2 separate regions of the Mus musculus genome follow, and region 2 is linked to region 1. The links are chromatin loops, found by intact Hi-C in ENCODE. Cell type or tissue: heart. All regions are shown on one strand. Each heading gives the region's core, and the rest is flanking DNA. Links, peaks and the distances in the headings are about the cores only.

Region 1 (15,854 bases), core at 4,804-9,803:
CACAGATATTTTTGTTTGGTTGGTTGGTTGGTTTTTGTTGTTGTTTTTTGGTTTTTGTTTTGTTTTTTGCTTGTTTTTGTTGTTGTTGTTGGTTTTGTTTTTTTGTGTGACAGGGTTGCTCTGTGTAGCCCTGGCTGTCCTGGAACTCACTCTGTAGACCAGGCTGGCCTCAAACTCAGAAATCCGCCTGCCTCTGCCTCCCGAGTGCTGGGATCAAAGGCGTGCGCCATCACGCCCGGCTGCACACAGATATTATTTAGAACTGTGTGGAACTACAAACCATTAACCCAAAAATTGAGGAGGTTTGCTCAGGAAGACAGCAAAGCCCTTGTAGCCACACGGTGGGATGAAGGCAACCTGAGTCAACATGGGAGTCCTTATTGTAAAACAATATATTTCTGAAAGCCTGGAGGTGAAGCTGTTCTGAAAGTAAAGTGCCTTCCCAATGTGAAATCACACCACACACTTAGAGATTAGTAAAGAAAAATGTCTTTATAACAACAAGTTTCCAGCTCTGGCCAACAGAATTGCTAATTTATGTAACCATAAACCGGAGGCTTATGTATTTCACATTTGCTGTCAACCCAGTAAATGCTGCTTACTGCCTGTGGCGATCTGAATACAGGGACTAGGACCTTAGCTTACTAGAATAGATGTGGCCTGGTTGGAGAAAGTGTATCACAGGGGTGGGCTTTGAAGTTCTAAATGCCCACGTGTAGCCAGCCTTTGCTACTTTGTAGGTTCCTTTCTGGCTTCCACCCTTCTCTAACACTAGATAGTAGAGAAAGAAGAACAGAGGGAGACGGCATCATCAGCATGACATTACTGTCCACTGACTGGGGCATCGGATTCTTTGGAGCAAGTTCTTTGGTCTTCAGAAGCAGGATATCTACTTTCTTCTTCTCATTTCTTTGTGCACAACTACTTGACAAACTGTGATCAACTGCAACCAACATTATCCAAGGACCGACCAGCCACACACCTCTTGAGGCCCTAGTATTTTTATCTTCTCTGAAAACTTGCCAGAATTCCAAGTATTACACACTCACAGAAACTATTTCCAGCTGCCAAAATCACACCCCTGCTAAAGCATGAAGCAAATCCTAGCCACCTGCTGTGAAGCACTCCCATATCGCTGCACCTGGAATTAAAATAAAACCATATTCCCATAACATTTCTGTGTATTTTCAAAGAAACCAAAATTACACACCTCACACTAGACTCAAGCCATGCCTAGTGTCTCTGTTCTTGCTACCTGCTGATCTGGACTGAGACCTGTCACAGCATGTCTGCCCATGTGCAACCATACTCCCCACAGTGGCGATGATGGACTAACCCTCTGAGATGGTAAGCAATTGCTCCTTTACAAGAGTTCCTGTGGCCTGTAAGGGACTTGCTTGTGCACTATAGAAGCATCGCCTGCCAATAAAAAAGCTGATTCGAGGGCTGGAGGGATGGTTCAGTGGTTAAGAGTTCAAACCCTGTTCTTCCAGGGGTCCTGAGTTCAAATCCCAGCAACCACATGGTGGCTCACTACCATCTGTAATGGGATCTGATGCCCTCTTCTGGTGTGTCTGAAGACAGCTGCAGTGTACTCATATAAATAAATCTTAAAAAAAAAAGTGGAGGACATCTAATGGGCTCTTCTGTCTTCTATGGGCCCCAAACACCCAAGTGATGAATATATGGAAGCAAAACACAGGCACATGAAGGAAGTTTAGTAAATAAAGAAGACAGATCCCCATATCACTTATACATCACAATTGATAAGTTGGCCAGAAATACACAGAAATGGAACAAATATCTGTAGTCAAATCTATAACTTTATAATTAAAAGAATCAAGGAACTCAATCAAAACAGAGAAATTGCAAGACAAGATTGTAGACAATTAGTCTCAATATTATTTCAGTACAGAATCTGAGCTATAGATTCAACAAACGTCCAGTAAAAGAGTCTAACGATTTCTGCAATGAGCGACAGAAAGCCGATGACAAAAGGTCATCATGAATGAAAACATGAGCACACAAGGCTGAATAAACAGCACAGTGACACCGTCTGACTTCTAAATTACCCTACACCTGCGATAAAGACTGTGCTGTTTGAGACCGACAGATCATGAGAGAACACTTAGGACAAAAACACAATTACTATTCGGTCGATTTGGACAACTTAGGCAGGGAATCACAGTGAGTCTGGCCTTACTAACACACGTGACTGGACCATCGTGGCATCCACACGCGAATGTGTTAATGACACAGGCTTTACACTGTGCAGTTAACTGCGATGGATGCTACACCCGAATGTCAAGTGCCCGGTGCAGAACTTTAGAGGACACAGAGAAACTAGAGCTCTGCCTGTCAGAAAATCTGCTTTTCCTGAGGAGGAAAGCCACGCGTGCGTGACCACTTCCCAAGCACCGACTCCCGCGTCCCATGCTCTGCGCAGGTTCAGCCAGGGGAACGGAGTCAGAGAGAGGTCCCGCTTCCGCCTGGAGGTGCAGAGACCTCGGGAACCAACGCGATCACACCGGACGCCGCCGGTTCCCGCACCCCTGGGCAACCCACACGGGCTCCCGCGGATCCTCCCCGCGTGGGAGCGGCGGCCCCGCTCACCATGGCGCGGATCCCCAGCTCGCCCGCTCTCCTCACAGCTCCTAGTAGCCGGTCACAGCTCAAAGCACGGGACACACTAGAGCTTCCCTCAGACTCGCAGTCAAACCTGAGAATGGCGGACCGGAAGTTCCCGCCTCCACTCAGCTGCCTCGAGACTCTGATTGGCTAATGAGGCCTGAGTGACAGGAGCATCTTCCTTAGGGACAGAGTAGCCCTCAGGGACTCAACACGGTGGTTCCCAACCCTGGGCTCCACCCCAGGCACAGACCATAGAACCTGCACCCTATTGCAAAGTCGTCCCTGCACTTTTCCTGCACACAGTAGGCACTTCTTCGGGTAGTCATAGGGTGTCTAGTACACAGAGATCGTTACTCTATGTGCACTGTGTGGTCCCTCTGCTCACAGCTGAATGACGCCCAACCCATTCAGGTCAAATTTAAGCCACCCAATTGATATTCACCAGGCATCCTCAATTTTATTCAGGCACAATTAAGATTTCTCACATCTCTCTCAGTTGTATACTGTTGGCCAAATATTAACACTTGCCCAGCCTTCTGTGATGGCAATGGCCTTTCATGCCACCTTTTGGGAGGTGGAAGCAGGGCATCAAAAGTTTAAACCAGCTTGGTCTGAGACCAAAAACATCCAAAATTAAGGTCCCAAAGGGGAGGTTCCAGGGTGATAATCTGGGATGGAAAGATGACCAAAAATAAAAAAAAAAAAGGTTGGCATTGGCAGTTGATGGTTTTGAACACCTTTAATCCCAGCACTTAGGAAGCAGAGGCAGAAGGACCTCTGTAACTTTGAATCCAGAGTGAGTTCCAGGATAGCCAGGGCCACACAGAGAAATCCTGTCTCAGAGAAAGAGAGAGAGAGGGGGAGAGAGAGAGAGAGAGAGAGAGAGAGAGAGAGAGAGAGAGAGAAGGAAGGAAGGAAGGAAGGAAGGAAGGAAGGAAGGAAGGAAGGAAGGAAGGAAGGACAAAAGAAAGAGAAAGAGAAAATAAGAAAATTAGTTTGGCGTCATAGGTCTTGTGTAAGCTGAGCAGGCTCCTGCTTGTCAGAACACAGTCCATGCATCCAGTCATTTAAGGAGATTCCCGAATGCTGTGGGAACACTCAGAAACAAGACAAGAGTCTTGCGGCCTCAGTGTGTTCATGCTCCTCCTGGCATTTACTTCAGATTACATGACTTGCTGCTGTTATTCAAAGAAACTGTTTTGCTTCTAGGGAAAACATGTTTCTCTCCTCTCTCTCTCTCTCTCTCCCTCTCCCTCTCCCTCTCCCTCTCTCTCTCTCTGTCTCAGTTTTTCCAAGGTTGGGTTTCGTTGTAGCCCTGCCTGTCCTCATGCAACCTTTCGTAAACCTGAGAGCATACACTGTCTGAGACTTTGAATAAAGATGCCTATTGCATGAGATTTTAGTCTGCCTCGATTATCAACTCCATCATCCCAGACCCCACCACCTCTAGAGTGGTCACAGGGTTCCACTGCTGACCACACTCCCACCCCTTCCTAGGTGTATTTCCACCCGAGAGAGACACAACTCTTGCGACTTGGTTTCTTTAAATATTACATTGCACTTACATTTATTGCCATAGTCGTGTTATGGAACCAGAAGATCAAACTGTGTCCTGAGTCCCCTGCCCCATAGCTGCCCTTACCCAGTGTGTCACACTGGGTATTCCTGCCCCACCCCACCCCCCGCCCTTTTACACACACACATACACACACCAAGCTTGTCCTCCTGAGTGGGGGTTGTGATGTAGGTGGCATATCAGGGTTCCCAATATATCAAATGGGGAGTGCTGGGAATCAGAGGAACAGACTATAGGGAGTGTGGGGTGGTCAGCTGGCCACCATCGATAAGGCCCCAGGCTGGTCTCCCATTGAGTGTTGAATCTTGTTCATCCCCTGGGAGCTGGGGAAGATGGTGTCTGTGGCTTCTGCTTGTAGAGGTGAAGGATGGAGACTGAACAGTTGAGCTGTGTCCTCAGCGACCCTGAGCCTGAAGCCGCTGCATCTGCAGAATCTGGCTCAAAATGCACTGTACATCCTCATCCATCTGTCCCTGGTGAGGTGGGAGATGACAGAGGCAGAGTCACACCCTGATGCTTCTGGTAGATGCTACCCTTTCCCTTGCAAATCTGTCTATTCAAACCCAGGGTATCAATGCCCCCAAGAAATAAGTCAGTGCACAGGGATGTTCCCAGAAACCATGAGGCTGGCTCTGAACAGAAGGAGAAACCGAGGCCCAGGTAGTGTCAGGGGATCAATAAAGCTGGACTGGAGTCAGGAGGCAGAGGACTCACCTGAATGGCATACAGGAGATGGGTGCGGTATAAAGCCACCACAGCGCCATGCTCCCGGGCCTCCTCCTGTGGACACACGGGAGATGGGGATATCAGAGGTACAAGGTCATCCTTGTGTACATTGTGAATTTGAGGTCAGCCTGGTCTACCTGAGACCCTGCCACAAAAGAGAGGTGGAGAAGGAGGAAGGGAACAGGAGGGAAGGGAAGGAGAGAAGGGGGCTTGGAATGGAAAGGGAGGGAAGCCCATCTAGAGGGAGACACGCCCACAGAGTCAAAACCCCATGTCCAGTGGCTGCTAGTGACTGCCTCGGGAAGTGTCTGAGGTCCCCTGCCCAGCCTGTACCCTGCCAGCCACCCCCACCTCTACCCCGATTGCTCTGTCTATGGCTCCCATCACCCCTGCCCCATATACAGAGCCAGTACCTGTATCTGCTGCTGCAGGGCTGTCACCTGGCCGCGCAGAGCCTCCTCCTCCTTGGAGCTGGCTGGGGTGGACTGCTGCACCTTCAGAGCCTCCTTCAGTGTAAAGACTTCTTTGGACAGGTCTGTGATCTGGCAAAAGGGAGGGGACCCTGTGAGTGAACATGCCGAGCCAGGCAGGGACCAGGAACCTCTGGCACCTTTCCTGGGCAGCCTGGCACAGGGTCACTGATTCGAGCCAGGAGCTGAGCTGACTCAGCCTCTGACCACACTGGTGCTTGCCAGAACACAGTCCAGGAATCCCCTCATTTGAGGAGAATTCCGAATGCTGTGAGAACATTCCAAAAAACTCTGTATTTATACAGCCCAGGGCTTAAAATGTTCCTCATATTTTTAAATATCTGGAGAAAAAGAAATCCAAAGAAAGATCTATTTTGTGACCACTGAAGGGATTCCAAATCACATATGACACTTATTAATAAAGTTTTATTGTTACACAGCCATGTCTGTTCACAGCAAACAGGGACCAGACATTATGGAGCCTCCAGGTCAATAAATACAGTTTTTTGTTTTGGTTTGGTTCTTCATAGAAAACACCCTGCATCCCCTTATCTTAAGGCCTGTGTTGGCACACCTTGGAAAAAAAAACAGGGCCTGGGGCTGCCTGGCCAGACCCAGCAACCCATAAAGCCAACTTAGGATTTTTATCTCATTTTATGGGATGCCCAACATTGACCTGTGACTTCCACGCATGCACATGCACACAAGGGGCATACACAAAAAGATACAATTGGGGGCCAATGATACAGCTCAGGGGTAAAGACACGTGCTGCCAAGCCTGTCTCTCTACCTGAGTTTAATCCCTGGGACCCACATGCTTGCACAATATGGATTCAGGCAAGTTGTCCTCTGACCACACATGCATGCTCCAAGTCCAACATAAATAAATATGTGTCATTTTAAACATTTTTAAATATGTAAATGGGTTCAAATCCCAGCTTATGACCCATTTCGTGGCCATGTAACCTTGTCGGAGTGGTATCACCTCTCTGTGCATATTACTTCAAATGGGGATAATTAGAGAACACGTTACAGGCTGGATATCTGTTACCATGGTTACCATTGCATATCAACACCAAAAGTGAATCTGCTGAGACTTTCTTCCTTCTCTGGGACTCAGTTTCACATGTGAGAAATGGGCTAAATTCTCAAGCCCTTGCTGGCTGGGAGGTTCTTCAGTTTTGTGTAATCTCGGGTTAGTGGACACCAACAGTGAGCAAGGAGGGAACCCACCTTCTTGTCCTTCTCCTTGGCTTTGTCCAGGGCCTCCTGGGCACGGCTCTGGGCCTGGCGCGCCCTCTCGGCCTCTGTACGAAGCCCCCGGAGCTGCTGCTCGGCCGTGGCCAGCTGGGCCTCGGCTGCGTGCCTCTCGCTCTTCATAAACAATGCCTCACGCTGCACCTGTGGCCCAAGCCCATGCGTGACTCTCGGGACATTTAGACCCCAAAGTGGCTTGGATCCTTCGGCTCTTCCCACCCTTCCATGCTGAACTGATACCATTCCACCTCAAGGAAGGTTCTGATTCCCACCCGACCCTGGTAACATCCCGGTCCTGCCAAGAGCCACTGGCTACTGGCTGTTTGTCCCTGGACAGCTGGTTAGGCCTCTTTGTGCCCTGGTGGCCTCATTTGTGGTGCAAGCCTGTGACCCAGATACTCGGGAAGCTGAGGCAGGAGGATCAGGAGTTCCAAAGCTACACTGTGACTTCAAGGCCAAAGCAAGAACGAAAACTGTCTCACACACACACACAATCCCTTCTAAGGAAGTTTGTTCGCTTTTTTTGTTTTGTTTTGTTGAGACAGGGCCTCACTGTGAAGCTATGGGCACACAATATAGTTGGCAAAAACAAAATTTTCAACTCAGATGGGACTCAGTGGGTAGAGAGCTGGCCCAACATGCACCTCTGTGTAAACAGGTCCTACTGATGCTACACCTATCATCCCTCTAATTGGGAGGTAGACGCTAAAGGATCAGGCTTTCAAAATCAGCCTCAACCACACAAGTCTCTGCTATAAAAACAAAACAAAACACACACACACACACACACACACACACACACACACACACACACAGACCAGGGGGCTCGGGAATGGCTCAGGGTAAAGGTGCTTGCAGCTAAGCCTAATAGCCTTGGTTGGTGCTCAGGATCCACATGAGAAAGAGAGGACTGTGTCCCACAGGCTGCCATCTGACTTTCCCACCATGCCATGTGTGTGCACCACATAGAAAATAATAAATTAAAACTAAATAGAAATACTATGGGCTGGAGAAATAGCAAAGGGGGTTAGATCACTGCTCTTGCAGAAGACCAGGGTTCAGTTCCCAACACCCACGCGGTGGCTCATGTCTGTAACTCCAACATCCAGTAAATCGGACGCCCTCTTCTGGCCTCCGGAGTACTGCGTATATGTGATAGACATTCACGCAGACGCCCAGGCCCACGCGGAAATCCTCTGAAAGGACAGCCTGGCGCAGGCGCTCACCTGGAAGACCTCTGCGCTAGTCTTCTCGTGCCTGCGCGCCAGGTCCGCCAGCTGCGCCTGCAGCCGGGTCACGTGGTCGCGCAGGGCGCTCAGCGCGTGCTCGTGCTCGTCCGCAGGAACCGAGGCCCCGCGCATGCGCTCCAGCTCCTCGCGAGCGGCGTCCACGGTAGAGCTGAGTTCGGCGACCCGAGCCTCGGAGGCAGCTAGCGCTTGGCGCAACTCGGCGGCCTCTGTGCGTGCGCGCTCGCCGGTAGCCGTGGCCGTGGCCAGCAATTCCCGAAGCGCCTCTAGCTCGCGGCTCCGCCCCCGCGCCGCCTCCTCAGCCTCTGCAAAACGGCCCCGAGCAGCCTCTAACTCGGCCGCAGCCTCCCGCTCCCTTCTGCGTAGCGCCTCCTCCAGACCGCGGATCCGGGTCTCCAGCTCGGCCTGCAGCGCCGCCGCCGCCGCCCCCGGGTGCAGGATCGCAGCGCAAGGGTCCTCCGTGCCGCTGGTCTCGGCTTCCGTAGTCTCTGTCACAGTGGCCTGTGCCCCCGTGGGCTCCATAGCTGTGTCCTGCGCTCCGGTGCAGTCTGCCTCCGTGGCCTGCCAGCAATCGGCCTGCGCTCCTGTGGCCACCTGGGTGGTGTCCTTGACTCCTATAGCTTCTATCGCTGTGGTCTGCACTCCTGTGACCTTCACTCCTATGACCTCCGCCACTGTGGCCTGCACTCCAGTGGTCTTCACTGCCTTAGCCTCTAATCCTGTGGCCTGAATTCCTGTATCCCGCACTCCGATGGCCTCCATGTTTCTAATCACTGTACCTGTGAGCCCTGCCTGTGCCAACACATCCACCTCATCAGCTTTCATTCCTGGATTCTCTTTTCCTCCTGTATCTTCGGCAGCCACTGGCTCACTTTCGGCATTGTCACCTAGAGCTTTCACATTTAGGGCCTCAGCCATAGTAGCACTAGTGTCCATTTCCTTGGCTGCCAGTCTGTCTTTCCCCGTGGCCTCTGAACCTGCAGCCTCGGGTTCTATGGGTGCTGCTTCTGAAACCCCTGCTTCAGTATTCCAGACACCCTTGGAGCCTCCTGCTTGGAGTTCCATTCCATTTGCTTTGGTTTCTGCATATGTGGTGCCGTTGAGGTCTGGGACGCTGGGTCCATTCTGGATAGTGATTCCCTTATCCTTGATTTCCTGGTATGCTGTCTCTTCTCCTTCTTGAGCCCTGGGTGGCTCCCCCTCCTGCTGCTGCTGCTGCGAATGCATGGCCTCTGTGTATTGCCTCCGAAGCTGCTCAAGCTCTGCCCGTAAGGATTCATACAAGACCAGGGGGACGACCTCGGCCTGACTTTCTTCTGCCATCTGCGCCTCATCCTTTTCAAACTCCTCAAGGATCTGGGGGTGGGGAGGCAGGCAGGCTAAGAGGTGGGCTCACCATGTTCCCTGCCCACCCCGAGGTCTGCAGAGATGTCCACTGCCTCAGTTTCCCCACCTGGACCTTTTCCAGCAGCTCCTGGTTCTGCCTGGTGAGCTGAGCCACCTGCTCCTGTAGGGAAGCAACTATTTCCTCTGCTGATGGACTCTGGTTCTTTGGCATCAGTGCATCAGCTCCTGACAAGGTTGAGAACAGCACAGAGTCAGGCTGGGGACACATGCCATGAGGGACAGTCAGGAACTGCTCAGTGGGGAGGTGCATTGCCTCAGGCAGGTGGGGATCATAGTGTCTGTGCCCTTCTGGCATCATGTGCCTCCTCCATGGAAGGCCATGGTCGTGGTTTTGTGTCCACATGGCCATCCACCCCTCAGAATCCCGGGTAGGCAGCAGGGAGGGTGTGTGTGTGTGTGTGGAGGGGCAGATCTCACCTGGGAAGTCAGGCATCTCACCCTCCTCATCCTGCAGGGTAGCTACATCATAGCTTGTGTTTTCTCTCTCATTCTAGGAGTCCAGCACAAAGTAGACCTTCAGACCCTGCTCCTTACTGACAAGAGACTTTAGGTCCTCCCAAACTGACAATGTCCATATATCCACACAACAGCGGGATTGGGGGTCAGCTCCAAACTGGCTGTGTCTGTGTCTGCTGAGCACCCAAATGGCCCTTCCACCTTCTAGTGAGATGCAGGTATGGACCAGGGCCTTCACACATGCTAGGCAAGCACTCATCACTGAGGGATGTTCTGGCCAGAGTCTGGCTCTGGGCTTGAATCCCAGCACATCCCCAAATACATGCTCATCTCTGTGTATGTCTGTGCCATGGTGTGCTTGGAGGGACATTTTATCACACTTATTCTGTGTGTGCCTGCAGGATGTGCACACACGCCACAGTACAAGTCAGCAGTCAGAAGAATTGGTTCTCTCCTTCTGTCATGTGGGGAGTGGACTCAGGTCAGTAGGGTTGGCAGCAACCTCTTTATTGACTGGTCTATATCACCAACTCTAATTGCACACTCTGAGCAGTGTGTGGGTGTCTGTGTCTGTGTGAGGGCTGTGGCCTGTGTGTGACTGGTATATTTATATGTTTGGGGCACGTGTGATTGTGATGTGTGTGTCAGAGGGGCTAGAATCTTTGCATGGGTGCGTGTGTTTGCAGAAGTCTTGATAAGTGTGTGATTTTTATGGAAGTCATGTGTGGCTGGGACATTATGGATGCACCATGGTGCATAGGTGAAGTTCTGGCATGTCAGAGTTGGCCACACTCTACCACACTCCTCACCCATGCTGGGACCCCACCCCTTACCCCTCCCAACACTGGCAGGACACACTTTGATGAAAGCCTCTTTCCACATTCACTCCCTGCTTTTCCTTACATCTCTTTGGCCATTCCAAGCTCCACCCCACCCAGCCTCTTGCCCTGCCCCTAAGGCAACGCCCTAATCCCTAGGGACCTTCCTTCTGTGGCTCTGCACTCCCAAGCCCCACCCACCTCCAGCAGGGACAGACGGCTCTGCAGGCTCTCCACCTCCCGGCCCAGGCTCTCCTTCTCCTCCTGCTTCTCCGCCAGCATCTGTTGCAGCTCCTGCACCTACAGAGGCCTAGGTCAGCACTTGAGGACTTCAGGACACTGGACCCTCCCAAACACTGGCTGTGCCCTCCTCACCTACCTGTCTCTCCAGGCTGTGCACTGAGCTGGCCTCCGCCTCCAGGGGCTGCAGGTAGAAGTGGTTGGGACTGGACAGCCACCTACCACCTAGTGTCTGGTAGCCATGGCTTTTTTCCATGTACACTGAGCACCTACTATGTGCCACTCTGACCGATCCTTCACACTGTCAGACCCCATTCTGTTCTTTCACCCAGGGCGCTTAGGTACATTGCCTGCTGTGTAGCAGATCCTGTGCAGGGCCATTCATTCATTCATGCATGCATGCGTTCACTCATTCCTCACCGTGGGCCACTCCTCATCCAGTATTCATCCACTCTGAGCTCAGCACTTTCACCTGAGCCTGCCCTTATGGGCAAGCCTGCCCTCACGAGCATGCCTTTGAGTGGTAGAGTGCTCTGGTGAAATGAAAGAAGCATACAATTTCAAATATGGTGGCAGGGGAGATGTTGGAGAAAGGGAGCCTTGGGGACAGCTGGAGAGACAGCAATTCTGTACTGCAGACACCATGGGCAAAGGCCCTAGGGCTGAACAGAGCCTGCATTGTTGAAAGGCCAGTGAGGGGGCTGCATGTCAGGAGCAAAGGGACAGTGGGGAAGAAAGGGTGAAGGAAGGATAGGAAGGTAGGTGGTATGATATCCCAGGGAATTGCTCCAGACTGCAGGGCTGCAGCCTCCTAACCTCCTTCCTCCTCCGTTCCTTGTGCTGTTCCAGGCCCCTGATCTTTTGCAGGAGCCGGCCTCTCTCTTGTCTCAGGCGTACAATCTCCTCATAAGCATCCCGATCGTCCTGTCCCCTCCCCATCAGGGGACACCACTTTAGGTAAAGTCTCTAGAGCTAGCAGAATCCCACCTTGCCACAGGCTCCCCCCAACTCTTACAGGAACTGGTGTGCTGGCTGGAGGCTGGGGTGCCTTCCTCTTCTTGGGGGCTCCTTGTTTCTCATGGCTTGACACTGAGTTCTGGTATGGGCAGAGGGGGTGTAGCACATGGGTACAGGGCCAGGATCCACTTCGGGGATACAATGTGACCACCCGCTGCTGTCAGCAGCCTCAGCTCCCCTGCCTCCTCCATACTGTGAAGGACCCCGTGTCTTCCCACTTACTCTAGATCGTACGGTTCGCTGTTGGTACTTTATACTTTCCCTGGCTCTGTCGGCTTCTATGTCATTTTCTATTCTCCATGAAGCCTGAGACACAGCAGACCCAGGGCAGGAATGTGGAAAGTGGCCAGGCCCGCTCTTGCTCTGCCTGAAGCAGCCCTTAGCAACCCCAGTCCTCAGTCACCTGTCCCAGATCCACTGTCCCTAGTGTGCAGGACTGCTGGTGTTCGTGTCACTGCCACTGAGCAGGGACAGATCCTGGATAGGGGCCATGACAGAACTCTGTACATAGAGGTCTGTCTCTTCCTGTAGGTCAGGGGACAGTGAGTGGTGCATAGCACTGGGGACGTTCACGGATTCCGGATTCCTACCTGGGATGAGGCCTCTCCGGAGTCCTCCTCTAGAGAGGCTGGGGAGAGAGGGGAAACAGTCGGGCACACAGTTCCCAGTTCTCAGCACACAGTTCTCAGTTCTCAGAAAGGTCACTGGCCAACCCAAGGTATTCCACAGGCTCTCAAAGCTTCCAAAGCATTAGTGCTTCTTTTGTTCATACTGTGAGTCTCGCTCTGTACCTCAGGCTAACCACAAACTCAGATCTAACTGCTCTGGTCTCCTAGTCAGGCACCACAAAGTCCAGCCTCTGAATAAGGGACAGTAAGGTAGAGAGACCTATGGGTAGAGTCCTGGGTGGGGAGAACCTTTAATCTCTCAGAGACTCAGGGCACTGGAGCTCCAGGTTGGAGTGGGTGGGTGGGGTGCCACCTCTTAGGAAAGGCAGAGTCTCTATACTAAGGATGACCCAGAAAATCACAGTGGATCCTCAGACCACTGAGGCTTCTTGAAACTGCCCTGAGTTAAGAAGCATGAAAATGTTCATGACAGCAGACTGGAGTACCTCGAAACTATCAGTAACATATAAGGAGATGGCCAGAAACTGCCTAGGAGAGCAAGGGTAGGGCTTGCATACCACTGGGAGGTGAAGAGCGCCGTGCAGACTCGTGTAGAAGCTGCAAGATGAGTTTGTCTCCAGTCAGGGCTCCGTAGTGAGTGGCATCCTGGCCCAGTGCATCAGTGATGCTCAACTGGGCTCCACCCTGCAGGAGTACTTCAACAGTCTCAGGGCTGCCCCCCTCACATGCCAGCATCAAGGCTGTCCTGTGGGATAAAGGAGCTGCTGAGGGGACAGAGGCTTGTCCCCAACACCATACAACTGTCTTTGTACCCAGGCCAGGAAGAGAAGGGAGGAAGAGGTGACTAGGTCACCAGCTTAAAGAGGTCAAGATATTTGCCCCAAATCATGCAGCATATGATGGAAAGGTCTAGAGGGGAAGTGCTCACCTGCCTTGCAGGTCCTGGTCATTTGTGGCAGCCCCCTGCTGTAGGAGGAGGCGGCACAGATCTGTGTGACACATCTGAGCCGCTATGATGAGGGGTGTGGCACCCGACTGGTAGAGAGGATGAAATGGCATGAGTCTCACCCGTGCTTTGCAGATGATGCCTGGGGTGTTGCCCATGGTGAGCATCTATCATAAGGATAACACTGTACCTCCCACCCAATGAGACCCCAGCAGCTCACCCGGTCCCGGGGGTTCATGTGTGCCTTAAAGGAACAGAGCAGCTTTGAGCAGGACAGACAACCACCAGCCGCTGGGACAGACAAGAAAAAAGAAGAGTAGGTGGGAGAGACAGCTGCCTGCCAAGAACACTATAATTTTATTGCTGAGACAGTGTCTTAGTCTGTAACCTAGGCTGGCCTAGAACTCACTATACATTATAGCAGTTAACATTTGTCATCCCAGCAGCTGGAAGGCCCAGGATGGAAGATGGCTGCAAGTTAGGGGCCAGCCTGGGCTACAGATTGAGACCATACCTCAACTAAAACCTCAGAGCTGGAATGATGGCTCAACAGAGCACTGGCTACTCCCACAGAGGACTCAGTTTCAATTCCCAACACCCACATGGCAGCTCATGTATGTAAAAGTTCCAGGGATCTGACACCCCTTTTTGGCCTCTGATGGTACCAGGCACTTATATGGAACACAGCCATGCATGCAACCAAACCACACTCATACACATTTTTAAAATATTTTTTCACAAAAATGTAAAATCAAATAAAAACAACTTATTAAAAAATGGGTCTCAAAGATGGCTCAGTTGGTAAAAGTGCTTGCTGCCAAGTGACCTGAGTTCAACATCCAGGAGCCAGCCGGTGGAGAGACAAACAACTCCTAAAAGTCACCTTCTGACTGTCACACAAGCACCATGACAAGGATGTCCCTAACCTCACAATAAATGAATAAATGCAACTTAATTGTTAAGATATCCCCTATTGGCATCGACACCACCTGGTGGTGCCACTCTGACTGGGGAATTAGTGGCTAATTACCTTACCCCTAAAGTAAATTCAAGTGTGCCGTCCCTGGGGACAGGTGGCTCTAACCTGGACCCTGTGCTCACTGGCTCCAGTAAGTCCTTAATTGCTCTGAGGATGGAGTCTGGGTTTGAGGGGTGTGCTGGAGGACCTATCTGCAATCAAGGCACCCAGGAGACCCTGGAGGGAATTAGGGTTCTAGGCACCCCACTTTGTACACCCAGGGACTAGGCTTTGGGGTCCAAGGAATAGGGTTCCCCCACTAGTACATGTGCCTAACTTCTTTGTGCAATGGGCAAAAGGGCCTGGTTCTGTTGGGGACTGCATTCAGGTCAAAAGAAGCAAAGCAGATAGGGACAGTGGCCCACATCTGTCACCCAAAAACCCAGAGGCGGAGGCAGTAGAACCCTGACTTCAAGGTTAAGCCTAGGCTACAGAGAGAGACTCTATGTCAACATACTGAGAGGGCTAGGAAGTCTGAGGACCTGCGCCTTATTCCCAAAACTCACATAAGTCAGGTATGGGAGTGCATGTCTGTGACCCCAGCACCAGGAAGGCAGAGGCAGGGGGATCCAAGGTTCACTGGTCAGCCAACCTAGCTTTAATCGTGAAGACCAGTTTCAGAGAGAGACCCTGTCTCAGAGGGTGTGGAGGGTACCTGATGATGACACCTTAAGATTGTCTTTGACTTCCACAGGCCACACGCAGGGACACATGAACACAGATTCTTTAAAAACTAAGGGCGTGGTCAGGGTAGAGTCCCTGTTAGAATCCCAGTGAGGGGCTGGGGGGCGTGGTCTGAGGGGCTGGGGGCGTGGTCAGGGAGGAGCCCCACCTAGAGTTCCCTAGTGAGGGCTGTGGATGTAGCTCGTTGGTAGAGGGCCTTCCTTGAATTCGGGAGAATCTAGCTGCACCTACCTGCATGGTGAAGGGCTGTCCACCCACTGCTGTCCTCGATGTCCACCACGCAGGAAGCCTGGGAAGGAGTGACAGGTGATGTCATCTCTGTTTCCGGAGTGACTGATTTCTCCTGCCCTCCCCTGCTCCCTGCTTTATCTCAGGGTCTTTCCTGTAACTCTCTATGGCCTTCTTTCTGTGTGTGCATGCTCACATATGGCAGGGCACACTGCTGAGAGTGGAGGATAACCTGTGGGAGGTTGCTCTTTCCTTCCATGTGCGTCCCAGGGAACAAAGATCAAGCTTGAGGCAAATGAGACCCACAGATTCATTATGTTTTGTTTTGTTTTGTTTTTGTTTTTCGAGACAGGGTTTCTCTGTATAGCCCTGGCTGTCCTGGGCTTTGTAGACCAGGCTGGCCTCGAACTCAAAAATCCGCCTGCCTCTACCTCCCAATTGCTGGGATTAAAGGCGTGTGCCACCGTGCCTGGCAGATTCATTATATCTCTCCAGCCCCTCAGG
Region 2 (15,854 bases), core at 4,660-9,659, 400 kb before region 1:
CCCATGTGCTAAACAGGTTTCAGGTATAACTTTGACCAAAAGAACATACTTTATAACCGGGCGTGGTGGCGCATGCCTTTAATCCCAGCACTTGGGAGGCAGAGGCAGGCGGATTTCTGAATTCGAGGCCAGCCTGGTCTACAAAGTGAGTTCCAGGACAGCCAGGGCTACACAGAGAAACCCTGTCTTGGAAAAAAAAAAAAAAGAACATACCTTACAATGACTGTCTCAAAAATAACTACTTATGTCTCTGATAAATGATTAAAAGAAAAAAAGATTCAAAACCCTTGCAAGGTCCAAGAATAAAAAACTTAAATAAGTTTTAAGGATCTCAAAAATGATTTAAAATGTATAGTAATAAAACAAAGTTTCAGATTTCTTTCCCCTACTGTGCCGTTATTGCTGTGAGACTTCAGAAGTTCAAGGTTTGATGGCGCACTGACTTTATTTCTCACTCACAAGCTCAGGATTTTTTCAGTCTTTTAGATATAACTTAAAGATGCTTTTCATCAGACTAAAACACCTCTGCCCAATCTATATATATCTGGCTCTCTTTAAAAAAAAAACAAAACTCATGTCTTTTTAACCTAAAGGTATAGTTTTTTACAAAGACCCAAAGGCATGAGTTTGCTCCTGCTGTCTTACAGACACCTGTTAACTTCTTTTTCTACCATGTGGATGTCAAAACAATGGTAATGCTAATATATCTCCTTTTGTAAACTAAAAATTCACATAAGCTTCGGGGAATCAAAGAAGTCACAAGACTTGGATCCACCTGTCACATGTTAAAGGGACTTAATATAAATGCAGTCTATGTTTCTACATCTGTCTATTCCTGAAAAGTCAATTTTCCCCTAATCTTGGGATTTCTCTATGTCTGACTTAGGGTTTTACTGCTATGAAGACACACCATGACCAAGGCAACTTGCATAAAAGCATGGCAATTTACAGGCATACTTGATGATGGAGGCACACTTGAGTTCTATATTTGATCTCAGGCAGCAAGGAGGATACTATGTTCCACAGGCAGCCAAGCACATTGATTGCACACTGGGCAGAGTTTGAGCATAGGAGACCTCAAAACCCATCTCCAGAGTGACACACTTCCTTCAACAAGACCACATCCTGCAAGGCCACACCTCCTAAAAGTGTCATTCTTGAAGTGGAAATTCTAGTTGTCATGTGATGCAGACTCATGGGATGTTTGGCTGAAGCAAGCCCCTCGAGAGAACATGTGATGATTGGAAAGCATATAAGTAGGTCCCAACAGACAGTGACAAGTACTTGCATTGCTAGCCGTGCAGTGCTTCACTGGTCGCACCTCTTCACTTGTTGAAGCACAGCAGAGAACGTCTCTTTGGATTTCAGCTGGTTCTGCTCTCTCCTGCTGACTCATGATGATTTGGCATAGGCCTGGCTGTTTCTGCTAGATTGTGCCACTGCTGCTGATCCTGACAAAGGAGACTGGAATGGCCCCAAGGAACTACTTCTAAAAAGGTCCACATTCCCTTGTCCTAAGGGGGTTAAAAGTGTTTGAGAACCATTATTAAAGTAGGTTTTGAAAAAAATCTAACCCTAAACATTCCCCATGGGCCAAACATTCAAGCACCTGAGTCTATGGGGGCAAAACCTATTCAACCCACCACATTCCACTCCCTGGCCTCAATAAACTTGTAGCCATAATATAATGCAAAATGTTTCTAGTCCAAAAGTCAAAACGACGTTTATAAGTCTAAAGTTAAAAGTTTCTTCTGACATTCATGCAATCTCTTAACTGTAATCCCCAATAGAATCAAAATCAAAAAGTAAATCATATGCTTCCAACATACAACAGTACAGGATATGCATTAGCACACCAAAGCATACGGAAGGAGCACAGTGAGGAGACACTGGACCAAAGCAGGACTGAAAACCAGCTGGGCACACTCCAAAGTCTGCACGGCCATGTCTGATGTCAAAGAGCTCTTCAGATCTCCAACTCCTTTGCCTTGTTAAGTGCAAGACACTTCTATCTCTTGGGCTGATTTTACTCCCTCTCAGAACCTTTCCTTGGCAGGCATCCTATCTATGGCTGTAGCACCTCTAGCATCTTGGAGTCTCCAAAGGAAACTTCAACTTCACAGTTTCACGCAATAGCCTTTCTGGGCCTCCGTTCAGGGTCAGCAGCACCTGGCCTCAGCAGCTTTCCTTAGTCAGGTAGGGAGAGTGTGTAACTCCTATCTTGGCTCTAAAGCCAAAGCAGCCAAGTTCTGCTGTTTCTTGGTACTGGAACATGACCTCTTCAGTCAATTACATCTTCACTAGCTTTATGTTTTCCATGATTTCCTTTACTGCCTAACCTTGGCTGTCTTGGAACTTTCACTGTAGATCAGGCTGAACTTGAACTCAAATCTACATGTCCCCTGAGGGCTAGGATTAAATACACATACTGCCACACCTGGACCTAAACCTTTTCTTTACCTGGAATTTGCTCTGTAGGCCAGGCTAGCCTTGAACTCAGAGATCTGCATGCCTCTGTCTCCTGAATAATGGGATTACAGGTGTGTACTACAAAGCTTGGACCTCAGTTCTTCTTAATAGATTCTTTATCAGCATGGCCACTATATCTCAAGATCTGGATTAAAGGCTTGTGTGGATCTGGATCAAAATAGTGCCATCCCACCTCAAAATCCATATCAAAAGCCTCTATCTTTCAGACTCCAGATCTGGGTCAAAGCATGCAATCTTTCTCCCTCAATATCTGGAGCACTGGTTGTGATGGTTTGACTATGCTTGGCCAGGGAATGGCACTATTCGGAGGTGTGGCCTTGTTGGTGTAGGTGTGTCACCATGGGCATAGGCTTTAAGACCCTCATCTCAGCTACCTGGAAACCAGTCTTCTCTTAGCATCCTTCAGATGGAGATGTAGAACGCTCAGCTACTCCTGCACCATGCCTGCCTGTTTGCTGCCATGTTCCTGCCTTGATGATAATGAACTGAACATCCTGAACCTGTAAGCCTGCCCCAACTGTTGTCCTTATAAGAGTTGCCTTGGTCATGGTGTCGATCCACAGCAGTAAAACCCTAACTGAGACACTGGTATACCCTCCATTTCTAGATGGTCACGTTGTATGTTGTCACATTGACAAAAGAAAACAGATATCATAACTCATCCCTTGTTAAATGTGACACACAATCATATTTATGTCTAAATGAAAACAATAACCATGTCAAAATAATGCCTAACTTGATATAACTATGCCTCGTACAGCAACAAAGGCATAAACAACAAGCTTACCTAGGTTCTATCTTGCCTGAGTCCATCATTCCCTTATTTCCACTTAATATCTTCAATCTATTTATCTGCTTGAACACAGGATTTAGCTCCATTCCACTTCCTGGTGCCCCTTTAATGCTTGAACATACATTTTGTATTGAAAGAAAATAAAACTTGAGACCTGTGATTCATGTAATTTATGTCAAATAGCCCAAAGAGTTGTTAGTGAGCTTTGAAACCTGGGGCTGAGAACATAGCAGAACAGGCCAGGACATGCCCAGGCAGGCCCATCCTTAAGACATTCCTGAGGCTGCTTGGCCATAAAGATAAAGAGAATGACTGGCCTGGAGCCTCCCTATCTCCCGCCCTTCTGACCTAAGTTAAATGTTATCTGCATTTACAGTCTGCTGATGTTTAAATGAACCAATCATGTGAAACTGCGCCAATTCCTCCCCCAGTCCCAGCCCCTTTTCTATAAAAACCCCTGGCTTCCAAGCCTCGTGGTCGAATCCACTGTCTCCTGCATGAGATACATTTTGACCCGGAGTTCCACCATTAAACTACCTCGTGTTTTTACATCAAGACGATCTGTTCGTGATTCTTGGGTGCACGCCGAATCGGGAGTTGAGTGGGGGTTTCCCCACTAGGTTCTTTCAGTATCTGTCCTTGCTCATATTATTCCTTTGTAAAATGTTCTCTTACTAAGAGTGAACCACAGAACAGAGTCTACACTAGGCTGTTTTGAGATTTCCTTTGCCAAAGTAATTATTCTAAATCTCTTCACCTTAGCCTCAAGCAGCCTCTTCAGACATAGGCAAAAAGCTGTCACACTCTTCACCAAAATATCACAAGGACAATGTCTAAAAAACATATTAAAATTCTTCCCCTATGAAATCACTTGAGCCAGGCACCCAGAATTCAAATTATGCTCAGCACCACTGTCTTCCATGCTTCTAGCCCATTAAATCCCACTTAAAGCATTCCACTGCTTTCCTAATCCAAAGTCCCAAAATCTACATCTCTCAAACAAAAGCATGGTCAGGCCTATCACAGCAATACCGCAGGCCCTGGTAGCAACTTCTTAGTTAGGGTTTTAATGCTCTGAGGAGACTCCATGAATAAGGCAACTCTTATAAAGGACAACATTTTATTGGGGCTGATAATGGTTTCAGAGGCTTTGTCCATTATCCTCATGGTGGAAAGCATAGCAGTGTGTATGCAGACTTGCTGCTGGAGGTACAGCTGAGGGTACTATAGGTGATCCTCAGGAAGCAAGGAGGACAGGCAAGGAAAAGGAACACTGGGCCTAGGGGCAGGGCTGTCCATAGAAAATACAAGGGACAAGACAGAGGAAGTAATAGCTGGATCTATTGGATTAGTGAGCTGACCTTCCTGGAAAGATAGGAACATAATGATTTGACTCCCCTGGCATCATTTGCCTAAGGAAATTAGAGTACAAGTTTTAAGAGATAGGATTTGGGCTTGTGAAGGAGCCCTAGGGGAAGTTGCAAGAGGAATGAATATTGCATATGAAGAAAAGTTTGGAAAGTACTGTAGAAATAGATATATAAATGAATATATCTTAATAAAGAGATCTTGCAAGTTTTAGACAAGTTAAAAATATTAACATTATCCTGACCTGTTTAGGCACCATTCTGTTTTCATGCTAATGCTATAACCATATGTTCATGCCTAGATGACCTGTGATGTGGAGTTTTTTCTGAGAGATAAAGGTTAATGTAAAACTTGCTTTAGCAGACACTAAACTGTGTCTTTGGGTGTGCATTATGCTTTCTGGTGGCATAGTTACATGAGGTTTTTCAGAAAAACTAATGTGCTTGAGAAAAGTAATGAAAAGGCTTTGGATTATGTATTACTGCATAACAAGGAAGTGTGTAACCAATAAAAGCCTGAGATGAACTCAGAGAGAAAAAGAAAAGACAAACCAGAAAGCTGTCTCTGAGCTCAGCTTCTGAACAACTATGAGTCACCTGTCAGCTTGAGCCTGCATCATTGCCTGAGACTCTTGACTTCACACTGGTCCAATCCTCCCATTCTCAAGAACCCCAAAACAACTGAGGCTGGTCCTCAGCAATTGTTCCTAGCCACAAAAGTACAAATGATCTTGACTGGTGGCCATGGTGGCACCAAACACAGTGGGGTAAGCACTATTATATCAATCATTAATCAGGAGAATACCCTACACATTTGCCCACAGGCCAGTCTGACTCTAGCTTGTGTCAAACAGACCGAGTCTCAAACAGTACCTCTGAGACATCTCCCAACTCCCAAACACAAGACTTTTAACAAACCTCAATCACCTTAACCCTCAGTTTTCAGCCTGTGAAATGGGCACACTCACATGCAAATTTTTCAAAGTCTGTCAAGTTTAAGACAGAAGAGATGGCTCAGCAACTAAGACTTCTGCTCTAGTGGAAGAGCTGGGTTTGGTTCCCAGCACTAACATGGTGGTAAAAAATTATTCCTAGATCCTGGTGGCGACATCTAATGGCCTCTTTGGTCTTCTATGGACACCAAACACCCAACTGATAAACACAAATACAAGAAAGCCAAACACTTGTGTACAAGAAACAAATGTAGTAAATTAAAAGTACAGATCCCCATATCTCTTATATGTCACCATGGATAAAATGGCCAGAAATACACAGAAGTGGGACAAATATCGGTTGCCAAAACTATAAATATATAATAAAAAAAAAAAAATCAACGAATTCAATCAAAGGAGAGAAATTGCAAGATTGTAGACAAGAAGTCTCAGTATTATTGCAGGACACAATCTGAGCTATGGATTCAACAAACGTCCACTAAAGAGTCTAACGATTTCTGCAATGAACGACAGAAAGCCGATGACAAAAGGTCAGCATGAAAGAAAACATGAACACACAAGGCTGAATAAACAGCACAGTGACACCGTCTGGCTTCTAAGTTACCCTACACCTGCGATAAAGACTGTGCTGTTTGAGAAAGAAAGAGACCAACAAAACACGAGAGAGCACTCAGAAACAGCAACACAGTTAATGTAGGTAACCCAGTAAGTCTGGTCTTACACATGGGATTGGACCACGGTGGCATCTGCATGCGAATGTGTTAATAGCACAGACTTTACACCTGCGCAGAATTCACTGGAGATGGAGCCCACACCTGAATGGCAAATGCCAAGTGAAGAACTTCTAGAAGACTCTAGAGAAACTAGAGCTCTGCAAGTCAGAAAATCTGGCTACCGTGAAACCCGCGCATGCGCGTGCACTGAATGGTGCTTTGCACTTTGCGGACAGCAGGTCCGGCGTCCCAAGTTGTACGCAGGCGCAGAGAGGGGAACTAAGTCGATCAGAGGTCCCGCCTCCGCCTGGGAGATGAGGGGACCTCAGGGGGAACAAAGGGAATCACACCGGGCCCCGCGTCTCGCCGCCGGTTCCCGCACCCCGGGCTCCCGCAGATCCTCCCCGCGTGGGGACGGCGGCCCCGCTCACCATGGTGCGGATTCCGGGCTCACCCACTCTCCTCACAGCTCCTAGCAGCAGTTGAAAAAGCAGCACACAGAACCACAAGAGCTTCCCTAAGACTCACAGTCAAACCTGCAGCATGGTGGCGGAAGTGCCCGCCTCCGTTCTGACTGGCAGTCCGAATCCAGGCTCTGATTGGTTAATAAGGCCTCTGTGACAGGCGCTAACACTCTAGAGTCAAGAGTGCCTTACAGGGACAATGCACAGTGGTTTGCAGGGACAGAACTTTCCCAGAGCTGTGGAGATTGGCATTGCAGCTGAACTTGTGCCTGGATTGCAAAGTCATTCCGGCACTTCTCCTTCACACAGTAGGTATTTCCCCTTCTTCCTCCTGGGCACAGAATGTTAGGTCCTACAACCAGGGATAAAAAACTAAGGTGGGTACTTTATCAGCGCAGAGGCTGTCTGTCAACTTCTCCCTGCATCCCTCAGTCCATACTGCTTACAGAGTTGGCTGGCATGCCCCGACCCTACCCTGAACTTCTACAGCCCTGCTTCCCACAGCGGCCCTTCCCTTTATAATCCAACCATTTAGATTACCTAGGGGTGGGGATGTATTTTTATTTTTCATCTACCCTTTACATTCCCGATCTCTTGGTCTGCCTGAGAGGCTATTGATGGAGCCTAGTTGGAGCACAAGACCAGAGCATACTGGAGAGCCCAAAACCAAGGGATGATCACCAAGAACAGCGCAGAGTGCTACAGAGGGCAGAGCTGGAGATATGACTCAAGCCCTTTGGAGGAGCCCAGAAGATAATGTGTGTGGATCCCCAACATTGGAACAAGAAGGTGTGAAGTTGAAGTTGCCTCGGAGACTATATTAGAGATGCCAGAGCCATAGAATACCTGCCAAGGAAAACTGCTAATAGGAAGTGGAGCCAGCCAAGAGAAAGAATTGTGTTTCAGTCACCAAAGCTGAAAGGAGTTAGAGATTAGACATGAAAATGCAGAGTTTGGCGTTTCCCCAGCTGATTTCTGGTCTGGCTTTGGTCCAGTATTTCCTCACTATAATTTTGGACTGGTCATGTGCATCCTGTGATGTTGAAAATACACAATTTCCATTATGATTGAGATTTTTTTTCAGGTGATTACAGTTAAGAGATTGCATAAGTCTCAGAAGAGACTCTGAACTTTGGACTTTTAAACATTGTTGAGACTATGATATACTATGGGGACTTTTGCATTGTGGCTATGATGGCCCCTATAGACTTGTGTGTTTAAACAAGGATGTAAGGCCAGGAAATGGAATGTGGTGGTTTGAATGTGCTTGGCCCATGGGGATTGGCACGACTCAGGTGTGTCAATGTTGGGGTAGGTATGGCCTTGGAAGATGTGTGGCACTTAGCGAGGTGGGTGTTGAGGCTCCTATGGTCAAGCTTCATCCAGTGTGGGAGACTGCCTCCTCGTGGCTACCTAGGGAAGACAGCCTGTCCTGTACTGGGTACAATCAGATCAAGATGTAGAACTCTTGGCTCCTTCAACACCTTGACTGCCTGCTCACTGCTATGCTCCTACCATGATGATAATGGACTGAACCTCTGACAATGTAAGCCAGCCCCAACTAAATAGATTTCTTTATAAGACTTGCCATGGTCATGGTGTTTTTTCATAGCAATAGAACCGTAACTAAGGCACACACTCAACAATGCTTATGCCTTTTACAATAATTGAATGGTGTGAACCCAAATGGACAGGCAGTTGTACAACATGGCTCTCATGTGGCTATCACTAAAATTGTGACATCTGTTAAGGCATTCTTTCCTTGTGTTGTTTCTTAGAAAAAATGCCCTCAAAACATTGATCAGGTACCTGGCATTGGGGTATGTGGCATTATGAGAATTTAATAAGCATCACGCTGGGCAGTGGTGACACATGCCTTTAATCCCAGCACTTGGGAGGCAGAGGCAGGCAGATTTCTAAATTCAAGGCCAGCCTGGTCTACAGAGTGAGTTCCAGGACAGCCAGAAAAAAACAAAAACAAACAAACAAAAAAAGCATCACAAAGCTGGCCTTATTTACACTGTAGCTTTTCCTTAAAACTTCAGGTTATATTACAATTTCTTCAGAGGTACATGAGTATATCCTCTTGCACATGAAAATTACCTTCTACATCTTCTAAACCTTTTTTATGTCCTTCAATATTGTGGTCTTCCCTTTTACAAAGTGCCTTTAATATAATACCAGAAAATGAATATTATCAGAAATTATGCATATTTTGGTAGTCATGTGCCTCCAAAAGATATTCAGGTATTAACAGAGGTCCTAACCCTCCACATTGGTTTTTTGTTTTGTTTTTTATGTTGTTGTTTACCCTCCACATTGTGAAGGCTCTAGTGAATATGCAACAGCCTAAAGAGCCAACCATGGGAAAGCACACATCCAAAGCAAACCAAAGGAAGAGATTGCTGGATGCTCCAGAGGTGCCACCAGTGAGCAGCCATGAGAGCTGAAGGCTGCAGACAGAGGCAAAGCTGGGTCTCAACGCCTCACATCATGCCCTGCCCTGCCCTGCCCTGCTACTCTCCATGCCTGTTTTTTCTTAATATATTTGTGACTCCTCTTTTGAAGTTCATTCTTGTTTCTGCCCAAGGATGTCCTAGGAACCCATGCTTTTATTTCCATTTTTTTAGTGACTTTGACATAAACAAGGTATGGAGAAAGTACATTGTAATATAGTTTCCTTCTCAGTTAATTTATTTGTTTCCTGTTTTCTGTGTCCTACCCTATGAGTGAGTACTTAATCTGCTAAATTATAATTTAGTAGGCCACCTAATATAAAATGCCATCTCTATGTGGGGGGTTTAGTTCATTCATGATCTACTTCTATCAGAGATTGATGAATTGTAAAATTGGAGAAAGGAAATGCTTGTCTCAAAATTTTTCCGTTTTCTTTTGCTTTCTCCCTATTTTTTCAAGAAAGCTCTTGCTGCCCTGGAACTCATTCTGTGAAGGAGGAGGGCCTGGAACTCACAGAAGTCTACCAGACTAAGCCTCATCAGTGCTAGGATTAAAAGTGTTCCCATCACCAACCAGCATGAAGAAAATGTTTAAAGGGGACATTGGAAGTGTGTCCCTGAAGGAAGACAAAGCCCTCCCTAACTCACAGCCATTAAAAGTTTCCTGGGATCCTGTTACTCTCCTGTACATTTACAGGGATCTCAGTCTTCAATGATGGCGATGAAAACGTTTTCTAGGCCTTTGCTCTCGGGATCTTCTCCTTCAATTCCTATTATTCTTAGGTTTGATCTTTTCATAGTGTCCCAAATTCCCTAGATGTTTTGTGTCATGAACTTTTTAGATTTTTCATTTTGTTTGATGTATCGAGTTCTTCTATCATATCTTCTCTGCCTGAGATTCTGTATTCAATTTCTGATATTCTGTTGGTGATTCTTGTGTCTGTAGTTCCTGTTCTCTTTCCTAGGTTTTCCATCTCCAGGATTGCCTCAGTTTCTGTTTTCTTTATTGCTTCTATTTCCATTTTCAGGTCTCAGACAGTGTTATTCATATCCTTCACCTGTTTGTATTTTCCTGTATTTCATTATATTTGTTTGCTTAATCTTTTTTTTTTAAAGAGGTATTTATTTATTTTATGTATATGAATACACTCTCCTGTCATTGTCTTCAGGCACACCAGAAGAGGGCATCAGATTCCATTACAGATGATTGTGAGCCACCATGTGGTTGCTGGAATTTGAACTCAGGACCTTTGGAAGAGCAGTTAGTGCTCTTAACCATTGAGCCATCTCTCCAGCCTGCTTAATCTTTTAATGCCTCTAACTGTTGGAATGTTTCCCTGATTTCTTTGAGGGATTTATTCATTTCCTCTTTAAAGGTTTCTGTCATCTTTATAAGATTGGATTTAAGATTATCTGTGCCTCTGTTTCATTTGGGTATCCAGGGCTTGCTGTAGCAGGATAGCTGGGCTTTAGTACTGCCCTGGATCTTGTTATGTTTTTCCACTATCCTTTAGGCATTTCATTTTCCCTGTTGTTGGCTGGATGATCCTGATGATCTCAGAACTTCTTGGGAAGGCAAGGGGAGCTGTTGGCCAGACAATAAAGGTCAGGGGACCCAACTCTGCTGGATGTTCCCCTAGCTGGACTGCCTTGTCTGACCTTAGTAAGAGAGGATGAAACTAGTCCTGCAGTAACTTGATGTGCCAGGGAGGGAAGTGATACCCAGAGAGGGCTCCCTGTTCTCAGAGAAAAAGGGGAAAGAGAACTGGGGAAGGATCTTTGTGAGAAGGTACTGGGAGGAGATGGGGACTGATATTGGGATGTAAAGTGAATAAATCTTTTTTTTTTTTAACGTTTACTGGTCTTTTTGCCATGTGAGATTCAGTACATACATTCAAGAAGTTTGGAACAGGGCTGGAGAGATGGCTCAGCAGTTAAGAATACTGACTGCTCGGGGCTGGTGAGATGGCTCAGTGGGTAAGAGCACCCGACTGCTCTTCAGAAGGTCCAGAGTTCAAATCCCAGCAACCACATGGTGGTTCACAACCATCTGTAACAAGATCTGGCACTCCCTCTTCTGGAGTGGCTGAAGACAGCTACAGTGTACTAACATATAATAAATAAATAAATCTTTAAAAAAAAAAAAAGAATACTGACTGCTCTTCCAGAGGTCTTAAGTTCGATTCCCAACAACCACATGATGGCTCACAACCATCTTTAAAGGGATCTGATGCCCTCTTCTGGTGTGTCTGAAGAGAGCTACAGTGTAACTCACATACATAAAATAAATAAGTAATTTTTTTAAAGTTTGGAATAAGCCAAGCAGTGGTGGGATATGCCTTTCTTTAATCCCAGCACTCAGGAAGCAGAGGCAGGTGGATTTCAGAGTTCGAGCCTGGTCTACAGAGTGAGTTCCAGGACAGCCAGGGCTACACAGAGAAACCGTGTCTCAAAAATTAAAAAAAAAAAAAAAGGTTTGGAATATAACAGTTGATGTTAGACCTCATTCACCTGAGATGACCTTAATAGGAGAAGCTGCCACTAGAGGCCTTGAGACAACACAAAATTTCAAATGTTTTAATTGTGGTGAGCAGGGTCATTTCAAAATAAACTGCAGAGAAAAAAAATCCCAAAAGGAAGCCTAGGCTTCCTGAAATATGTAAAAGATGTGGCAAAGGCCAACATTGGACTAGGGACTGTAGATCAGCAACAGACAAATAGGGAAACAAAAAAACTCCCAGGGGAGGGAGCTCTTGTGGGCCCCAGTGCCAGACAGGAAGGTTCTCTTCCTCAGGACCATTAAATACCACTGCTCTGAAAGAGACATTAAAAGAGATAACAAGGTTGAGGCAAATTCTATAGACAATTCAAAAAACCTAAAAAGGGGTCAAAAAATGAATATTTTGACAAATTTCTATAGAGGATCAAAGATCCAAGCTAAGAATACTTGTAAACAATATTGAAATTGAAGGAATGTTCGACACTGGAGCAGATGTCACCATTATTTCTGCAGATTTTCGGCCTGCAGGTTGGCCACTTCAAGAAGTAGACATCCAATTGTAAAGAGTTGGTACTTTATCTCAAATAAAGCAAAGCACCAGATGCCTTAAATGTACAGGGCCAGAGGTCAGATGGGAAAATTAATGGTAGGTACACTGCTGATACAGCCATAAACGTATGGGGAAGAGATCTGTTACAACAGTGGAAAACACAAATTAATATTCCTTCAGTTTCACAGGCTGGCCACAAAACCAGTCAGGCTCCTAATTTAAAAATCAAATTAGTTAAGGAATGTTATCAAAGACAGTTTTGGACTGCCCAGGCTATTCATAAACAAGACACAGCAGGAGCTGACAATTCAGCTTTACATCAAGGAGCCACTGCGAATAAAACACCAACAGCCTTTCTACTAAGGTGGTTAACTGACCAACTCATTTGGATTGATCAATGGTCTATGACAAAAGAAAAGCTACAGGCACTTGAAGCCTGGACTCCCATTGCCTTCCTTGTTGCCTAAGGAATGACCTATTATAGTGATTGAGCTAAAAGATTGTTTTTTCACAATTCCTCTACATGAATGTGATAAGGAAAGGTTTGCTTTCTCAGTACCTACCTTCAATAGAGGTCACCCCCAAAAAAGATATCATTAGAAAGTCCTGCCACAAGGAATGTTAAATACCCTTACCTTGTGTCAATATTTTGTACAACAGCCATTGAAGATGGCTCAAAAAATTTCTTCAATCTATTATTTATCATTATATGAATGATATCCTACTGGCTGATTCAGGTATAAATATCCTGGAAGGACTGTTTGATAAAGGAAAAAACACTTGCCTAGCTGGGAATTGCAAATTGCTTCTGAAAAAAATAAATTCTATTAATTATCTAGGATATAGAATAAGTCTACAGGTTAGGCATCAAAAGGTGCAAATCAGAAGAAACCAATTAAGGATTCTTTATGATTTTCAGAAGCTACTAGGAGAAATTAACTGGCTTGGCTACTCAAGAGCTAAGCAATTTATTTCAAACCTTACAAGGTAATAAAGATTTAAATAGCCCAAGGAAATCATCAACTGAGGTTGAGAAAGAGTTAGCTCTGGTAGAAAGGAAATTTCAGAATACACATCTAGATCTTGATGCAAAAAATGGCCTGCATCTTAGTCATCTTACCTTCTACTCATTCCCCTACAGGAATTCTTATGCAGAGGGAATATTGTATATTAGAATGGATGTTTCTAGCACATAAACAAAGTAAGAAATTTTTTTAACTACACAGAAAAGATTTCTGAATTAATACTAAAAGGGAAAATGAGGCTTCAACAATTGGGAATGGATCTAGCTGAAATTGTGGCACCTTTTACTACTGCAGAGATTGCCTCATTATAGACACAGGATGAACATTGGCAAAGGGCATGCAGTATCTTGGGAGAGATTAATAACCAATACACTAAAAGCAAGCAACTTAAGTTCATAAAAAGAACAAACTGGATTCTCCCTCCTATAGTAAAAAGAACTCCAATTTCTGGAGCCCCTACATTTTACACTGATGATAATAAATCCGGAGGCGGGATATAAGTCAGAAGATATAAGGTGGTTGAGAGTACATATAAGTCAGCTCAAGAGCATTAATTATATGCAATACTTATGGTGTTAACAGATTTTCAAGAGTCTCTTAATATAGTAACTGACTCTCAATATGAAGAAAGGGTTGTTTTACCCATAGAAACTGGTGAACTTACTCAGGATGATTCTGAATTGATATCACTGTTTATTAAGCTACAACAAATAATCAGGAATAGGAGTCATTCACTGGATATAACACACATAAGATTCCATACAGGTCTGCCAGGCCCTCTGGCACAAGGTAGCAATGAAATTGATCAGCTATTGATAGGAAGTGTACTAGAGGCTTCAGAATTACATTTTTAAAACACCATGTTAACAACAAAGGTTTAAAGAAAGAACTCTTGATAACTTGGCAACAGCCAAGGAAATGGTCAGACAATGTCCTACTTTCTCATTATATAACCAAATTTCATTAACTATAGGAATGGACCCTGAAGGGACCCAAAGAAATGACATTTGGCAAATGGATATGTTCCATTTTATAGAATTTGGTAAACTGAAATACGTGCATCATACTATAGACACTTATCCAGGATTTCAATGGGCAACGGCCTTCGTTGATTCTGTAATTATACATTTGTTAGAAATTATGGCCATTATGTGACGTGGAAACTTAAGGGCTCCTTGGAAAGTCAGTTGGATGATGTTTTGCTGGGGCAAACATGTGAAGGAATGTTTCATTTAAGTGGACACATGTGTGAAAGACTAAGGCAGCCTCGTGAAGGAACGTTTAGCTGAAGCAGACACAGGAGAGAGGATGTTCTGCTAAAGCAAGCATGTGAAAGAACACGTGATAAAGGACTCTTTGCTAACAACACACACATTTATTGTTCCACCTTACATTTTGTAGTTGAGCTCCATTTTGAGGACTCCAGGAACTCAGGCTGATTGGATGCACCTGCTGAGGTAAGACACATGCTGAGGCAAGGACACATGATGTTTGGAAAGTATAAATAGGACTCAACAGACAAGACAGAGACAAAGGTTGGCTTGCTGGTACAGCTAGTTTTGCAACATTTTGAGTCTCACGTCTTTGCTGATCTTCACTTCCCTGAGAGGCGCAGCTGATAACTTCTCCTGGTGTTCCAGCTGGTCCCTCCTGCTGAATTGAGCCAAGGTGGAGGCCTCGTTGTATCTGCTAGGTTGTGTCACTGCTGTTGCTACACTGAATTGGACTGCTGGTATATCTGAGTGTTTGCAAGTGGATTGAGCTGCCACTGCCTGTTAACCTGTGAACTGAACTGCTAATTTCCATACAACACAGATGGGAGTTTCTCCAAAGAACCCTTCTAAACATGTCCACTTCCCCTGTATCTTTCTTTCCTACTACCTCTGGTGGGTGGTGGGCTACCAGGGAGGTTAAAGTGTTTAAGATCTGTCATTAAAATTAGGGACTTGAAAAGATTAAGCATAAATTATGGGAATACCCATACAAATTAAAGCTGACAATAGTCTGGCATGTGTCTCTGATAAGATGAAGCAGTTTTTTACATATTATAATATAAAACATGTTACAGGCATATCACATAATCCTACAAGACAAGCGATTGTGGAAAGACCTAATCATACCTTAAAGGAGACGCTTACCAGACAAAATGGGGCAACAAAGACCACCAGAGATGGATAGTGCTTTATTACCCTTAAATCGTTTTAAATGCTAATGAGCAAAAAACTACAGCTACTGAAAGAAACTGGATTGTGGGAAAAAAAAAAACTGCTGAACTAAACCAGCCTATTTATTTTAAGGATGTTCTAACATCAGCATGAAAGACAAGAAATGTGTTACACTGGGGAAGAGGTAATGCCTATATTTTCATAGAAAAAAAAAAAGCTATGTGTTCCTTCCAAGTTGATAAAAATTAGACATGACAAAGGGAGACCCCCTGAAGATCTTGGCTACAGACAAGAAAGAGGTTGCCAAGATAAGGTAGGTGATGTATATGTCTCTGTACACAGTGACAGTTCTGGGACTTGCTGAGACTTAAATGTATA

What was found. Peaks named below come from ENCODE experiments on the same cell type or tissue, not always from the same donor. Only the 100,000 strongest peaks of a DNase experiment are listed, where the experiment ranks them.
Region 2: it touches region 1 in a loop (3-fold over the local background); 5 of 42 quality-filtered maps call a loop at or near these places.

What each region holds. Positions count from the first base shown.
Region 1 is chr10:81,635,926-81,651,779 of GRCm38, reverse strand. Ankrd24 (ankyrin repeat domain 24) reads right to left here. Exons shown (of 20, transcript NM_001374016.1): 6 at 15,354-15,411; 7 at 13,641-13,711; 8 at 13,403-13,509; 9 at 13,032-13,219; 10 at 12,436-12,473; 11 at 11,844-11,924; 12 at 11,645-11,752; 13 at 10,968-11,012; 14 at 10,790-10,888; 15 at 9,732-9,804; 16 at 9,361-9,479; 17 at 7,887-9,263; 18 at 5,347-5,475; 19 at 4,922-4,987; 1 more. The coding sequence ends at 4,603. It overlaps Gm10778 (predicted gene 10778), which reads right to left and starts at 2,711. Exons shown (of 4, transcript NM_001142963.1): 1 at 2,614-2,711. The coding sequence starts at 2,616. In heart, for the core only: a CTCF peak has its summit at 7,789 (motif pointing left); DNase peaks (open chromatin) are centred at 8,029 and 9,209; H3K4me3 peaks cover 2,279 bases; H3K27ac peaks cover 1,919 bases.
Region 2 is chr10:82,039,123-82,054,976 of GRCm38, reverse strand. It overlaps Zfp873 (zinc finger protein 873), which reads right to left and starts at 6,854. Exons shown (of 4, transcript NM_001319203.1): 1 at 6,748-6,854. The coding sequence starts at 6,750. Gm46195 (a long non-coding RNA gene) reads left to right here and starts at 6,929. Exons shown (of 2, transcript XR_001779681.1): 1 at 6,929-7,088; 2 at 7,391-8,530. In heart, for the core only: no CTCF peak of the experiment used is centred there; DNase peaks (open chromatin) are centred at 6,616 and 6,866; H3K4me3 peaks cover 1,547 bases; H3K27ac peaks cover 1,234 bases.